Linked DNA regions of Mus musculus: region 2 is linked to region 1. The links are chromatin contacts, found by POLR2A ChIA-PET in ENCODE. All regions are on one chromosome and are shown on one strand. Each heading gives the region's core, a stretch centred on a gene start or an enhancer-like site at or near the end of the contact. The rest is flanking DNA. Distances are from core to core; before and after follow the strand shown.

Evidence for each region. ChIA-PET counts read pairs that join two places held with the same protein, here RNA polymerase II (POLR2A).
Region 2: POLR2A ChIA-PET joins it to region 1 with 12 read pairs in Patski. The contact joins the promoter of Slc9a3r1 here to the enhancer-like site in region 1. POLR2A ChIA-PET finds 5 or more read pairs at or near these places in 2 of 5 experiments (Patski and embryonic stem cell).

The regions. Positions count from the first base shown.
Region 1 is chr11:114,816,963-114,819,662 of GRCm38, reverse strand. No RefSeq gene overlaps it. Among named protein-coding and RNA genes, the nearest start is that of Gpr142, 15 kb to the right of the region's middle. Within about 2 kb of position 1,307, at least 1 of the 3 ENCODE cell types and tissues checked has a DNase peak (open chromatin) inside an H3K27ac peak, as active enhancers do.
Region 2 is chr11:115,161,989-115,164,688 of GRCm38, reverse strand. It overlaps Slc9a3r1 (solute carrier family 9 (sodium/hydrogen exchanger), member 3 regulator 1), which reads right to left and starts at 1,348. Exons shown (of 6, transcript NM_012030.2): 1 at 738-1,348. The coding sequence starts at 1,163. Rab37 (RAB37, member RAS oncogene family) reads right to left here. Exons shown (of 9, transcript NM_021411.4): 9 at 2,449-2,700.

The DNA of each region.
Region 1 (2,700 bases), core at 58-2,557:
TACCCTCTGGGTACCCTTAAACCTCTGCATTGTCGCTCCTGCCTCTGCCTGCCTGGTCACATGGCATTCCCCACCCCCCATTTTAGCCCCTGGTGGGCTTTCTGCAGAAAAGGAGAGAAAGGGAGGCCCCCGTGATATCTGTAAGGTGAGCCAGGAGAGAGGGGGAAGCTTTCACCTCCCTGCTTTGAGCTCCACACAGGTCCCTTTCCCAACTAAGCACGTAGGAACCAGGATGCTGTTTCATTTCTGTTGCTGTGATAAAATACCCTGAACAAAGCAACTTAGAGAAAAGAGGTCCTGACCCCTACAACCCCCACCCCTACTCCAGGCTCACACTTCCAGATTACAGCCCATCACTGAAGGGAAGTCACAATGGCTGGAGACAATTAGTCACATTGTATCCATCAGTCACATTGTATCCATTGGCAAGCAGCAGGATGTAAAGACTGCTGGAGTTTAGCTCCCTCTCCCCCCTCCCTTTTCTTTTTCTTTTTCCTATTTGTTTTTTCAAGACCAGGGTTTCTCTGTGTAGCTCTGACTGTCCTGGAACTCGATCTCAGGATAAAACGCAGAGGTCCCCCTGCCTCTGCCTCCTGAGTGAGTGCTGGATTAAAGGCGTGCGCCACTATGCCTGGTTTCCCTTTTCACTGCATCCAGGATCCAGGCTATGAAACCATGTAACCCACGTTTCAGGGCAGCTCCCACCTCCTTTAACCTAACGGAGACAATCCCTCAGATTCACCCACAGGCCAACCTAATACAGATAATCCCTCAGTGGGACTCCCTTCCCAGGTGAGTCCAGAATTCTAGTAAGTTGGCATTAACCAACACACACACACACACACACACACACACACACACACACTGAGAATAGCTGATCTAGACAGAGACTACTTACAACAGCCTTACAGGGAACTTTGGATTCCTAAGGCTGTATACAAACTCCCTGCTCACCCCAATCCCTGCCCCCACCCGTGTGATAGTCAGCAAGGCTGTGTGTGATAGGATGTGTGGGTACTACCCTTGCCTGGAATCACTCGGGTGATGAGCTGCATCCTGTATAAAGGAGGCTGGCTGAGTGTCCTCAGGCTCTGGGATTGGAGAAGCAGTCCTCAGATCGCCACCGCAGTCCTTCTGCATAGCTTGGGGAAGTATGCAGCCAGGGGCAAGCCGAACCAAGCTGAACCAAGCTTCGGAACACAAGGGCCTGAACCTGTTCCCTTTTCCCTTTGTAGGAGTTGTCCTTCCCGCTGAGGTCATACTTAGGGGAACTAACGGAGGAGGGAGGTTGAAGTAGTGGGAATCTTACAGGCCACTCACACTGCAGCCACACAGGAAGTGGTTTCTGGTTTGTGTTCACAGAACCAAGGCACCGCCTGTGTGCACCTGACCAGGGGAGCCCAGGGGAGCCAGCCTTAATCCTGGCTTTTCTTGGCCTCTAAAGAATCCAGATGACAAAAGGTTGGGTTAGATTTCTTGGGTCAGTGCCTACTTCTGCTTCCCAGATGCAGAAACTGGGCCTTGAGGAGGGGTGGTGGCCTAGGACAAGCCAGGTCACCTAGCCCCGAGGTCACCTAATGGCCAGGCACTACCGCTTTCCCATGGCTGATGCCTACTAGGTAAGTCTCCTTTACCCTTGTAACCACAGATGAAAGGAAGTCGCAGGAGTCATATGGGCCAAGGGATAGAGACTGTGGGAGTGTCATGGAGTTCTGTCCACCCATATATGAGGCTGAGTTCCTCATGAGTGGAGTTATGAATATCTGAGCCTGGTCCCTGTTAGCTCTCATAGACTAGTCTCCATCTGCCATCTTTACCAGGCCAGTAAGAAAAGCCATAGCAGAGAAAGTTGATTTATTCAATGTGGCTACAGTGGGGAGATTAACAAGGGGGATTGTGCTATCTCCCCCCACTCAATGCCCCTTCTTAGAATTGGGAACAAAACATCCATGGAAGGAGTTACAGAGACAAAGTTTGGAGCTAGGAGGAAAGGAGGGTGTCTTCTGCCAGAACCCGGGTCAGTGTCTAGCAGGATGCGTCCTCCTGTACTGTCTGAGTCAGTCTAGTGGACAGGCCTATAGCAGTTACTTGCTCTCCCTCTCCCAGAGGCCAGGCCCCTTGCCACTGAAGGGATTTATACTCTTCAGTCTCACTGTGGTCCAGGAAGCCACAGGGTGAGTGAGCAGAAAGGATAGCTGTTTTAATCCCAGGGCCCTCATTCTGTTTGCATCTCTGTGAGGTTCTCTCATAGGGATCCTGAAAGTCAGCTGTTGAGTCTCCTGGCCAAGCCCTGAAGCAGAAGCTGAGGGCAAGGCACAAAAGGACTCACTTTCCAAAGCCTGGAGATTGGTTTAAAAGGATTGACAAACTCAAAACCCTGGGGGTGGGGCTCTACCCCCAACAACGTGTGTGTGCATGCATGTGCAAGTGTGCATGTGTGTGCCTGTGTGCATGCATGTGCAAATGTACCTGTGTGTGCCTGGGTGCATGCATGTGCAAGTGTGCATGTGTGTGCCTGTGGACATGTGTGTATGTGCAAGTGTGTATGTGTGTGCCTGTGTGCATGCATGTATGTGCGAGTGTGCTTGTGTGCACGCATGCATGTGTGCAAGTGTGCATGTGTGTGCCCGTGTGCATGCATGTGCAAGTGCAAGTGTGTGCATGTGCATGGGTGAGCACATAAACATGCACACATGTGAC
Region 2 (2,700 bases), core at 99-2,598, 340 kb before region 1:
CCACCAGGCTCCCAGATACCAGCTAGCGAGCGCTTACTCCTCACATTCCAGAGGACCATAAATCCTCCGGGGTGGCAGAGCCACCACCCCCAAGACGCTTCTGCACCTCCTCCCGGCACCCCACCCCCACCCCTAGCTCCGAGACGTTGAGACTTCCTCTCTTTCTTAGAAGTCACTTTAGTCTTGAGAAGGATGAAGTCCAACCGGTGTGAGTTAATGATGCACAAACTAGAGGACCCAGGATGTGGGTAGGGCTGAAGGGGTCCTCCCAGGGACCCTTAGTTATTCAGCCTTTAAGCCACTTTGAGCTACCATCCACAGGGACTGAAGAGAAGAGAGTAGAAAGAGGGAGGGAGGGAGGGAGATGCGGGGGGTGGTGGGGAGAGCTCTTAGCTTAGCTGTAGGCAAGGATAACCCAGGAATGAGTCCGGGTTGTGGGGCGGAATCCAAGGAATGGGAGCAGAGAAGGGGACTGGGTTTCTTTGCGCCGTCTTCGCAAAGTTCAAGCAGTCAGGAGATGCAGGCGGCAAAGGAGCTCCGCTCCCCAGCCAGCCCGGACAGGGCGGTGGGGTCGCTGGTCGCACTCCGAAGCTCGCCTTAGAAACTGCGAAGGCTCCGGGACAGAGGGCAGAAGCCGTTTCCTCCTCGCTGCTCGAGTTTCAGAAAGTGCTTGGAAGTCCGGGGTGCCCGAGTCTCTCTAGAATCCTAGTCCTACACCAAGCCCAACCCGCACTTACCAAGTGGCTCTTTTCGGCCTCATTCTGGTCCCCAGCCTCATGAGTGTCGGCGGCCGCTGGAGGCTCGGCTTGTTCGGACTTCTCCTGGGGGCGCAGCAGCTCTTCCCGGATCGAGACGCCCAGCTTCTTGAGACGCTCGTCGGTCTCCGGGTCGACCACCAGCAGGCGCACGGCGTTCAGCGCTGCGCGGATGCGGCTCACCACCTGCTGATGCGTCTCCTTCTCCACATTCTCACCGTTCACCTCCACCAATCGGTCTCCAGCCAACAACCCCGACTTCTCGGCCGGCGAGCCAGGTTCTACCAGACGGATAAACTGGCCCACCTTGCCCTTCTCCCCGTGCAGGTGGAAGCCGTAGCCATTTGGACCCTTCTCCAGGCAGCAGAGCCGGGGCAGAGGCTCCCCGGCCGCTGCGTCCGCGCTCATCTTGTTCTGCGAAGGCTCAGCGCGGGTGCCGTCGGAGGCCGGGGACTCACGACCTTTCTCCCCGAGCCGCAGAGCTCGAGTTGGGAGCTGAGCACCGCACGGGGCACAGGGAACAGGTGTCCCGGGAACCGCGGTTGCGAACGCACAGGAAGGGAGCCGGCCAATCCCCGCCCTGCGCGGCGTCTGAGCGTTCCAGAACCCGCCCCAGCTCCTAAACCCGAGGGCGGGGCCGCGCGGTGGGTGTGGATCACAGTAGACCAATCAGAAATCACGAACCGGGCTCTTGCGCCAGGGTGAACAAATCTAACCAATCAGGAGAGTGGGGCGTGGCCTGCACTCGGCGCGGCACCCCGCAGCGGGAGAAGAAAAGAGAGCCCAGGAAGTGGAAGTGTTTGTTACCAAGTGCGGAGTTGGGCTGATCGGGCGGGGCCGAGGCCGGGGCTGGGGCGGGGTTCCAGGTACTGAGCCCAGAGGCCCCACGGGCTCCGCTCTGGTTTCCACGTTGTGGAGGGGGATTTAGAAGAGCTAGTCTCTGGGTAAAGGATTCTCAACGCTTTAACCGCCTTGAGCCAAAGCCTGTTGCATAGCTTGGCCCGAGAGAGGGGAGCGACAGTTGCTGGGGAAACCACCCCATGCTCCCCCACACTCACTCCTCCCCCTCCCCAGAGCCAACTTAAGAACCGGACGGATGTCTTCTGTAACACAGTAACACTGTAACAGGGTAACTGTAACAGAATAACTCCGGAGTAGAGTTGTTTAAATAACAAAGTTTCTTCTTGTGGAGCCGCCCCTCTATCCCTGGACATGCATATAGACAGAGGTTTGGGCTCTGATCCCTTCTAGAAACTTGTAGGGCTTGGTAGAGACTGAGGCTCCTTGCAGCCCACCTGGAAGACAGGCTGTCTGAGAACAGATAAATGAATAATAAATAAAGGGCTTAGTTTTGGCAGTAGCCTTTAGCCACGGAGAGAGGGCGGGTGAGACAGCTAGGTAGTCAATCTCAGGATTCACTTCAGAGGGAATGGAAGACTGGCTTTGTTCAACAGAAAAATGACTTGGATTGTGAGATAAGCATTCCAGCTCCCTCTTGCCAGCGCAGATGTGGCCACAGAGGCTGGGGGTGGGGGAGGGTAGTCAGTTAAGGGTAAGTTGAACCTATGAGGACGCCAATGGGTGAAGATGGAATGATTCGGACATTGGGTAACAGTTTCCCACAACGTGCCACGTAACAAACTCTCTAACACGATCCTCCTTCTGGGAATAAACAGAGGGGGAAAAACCGGTCAGAGTATATTTTCCAAAATACTGCAATTTAATTCTGGAAAAACAGAAATGCCAGAGGCCCAGAGCTATGTATGTGACTAGAGCTCCAGCAATCAGCTCAGAGCCCCAGAAGAGAACCCGGAGCCCAGGCTCCTCCCTGATCTTCCTATGAGAGGTCACAGAGAGTTTCCTTATCAACCCAAGTTTAGAGTGCTGACTTTGCTCTGGGAGCAAGATTTCTGCCTTGAAAGCAAATATAGTAACCTCAGATATG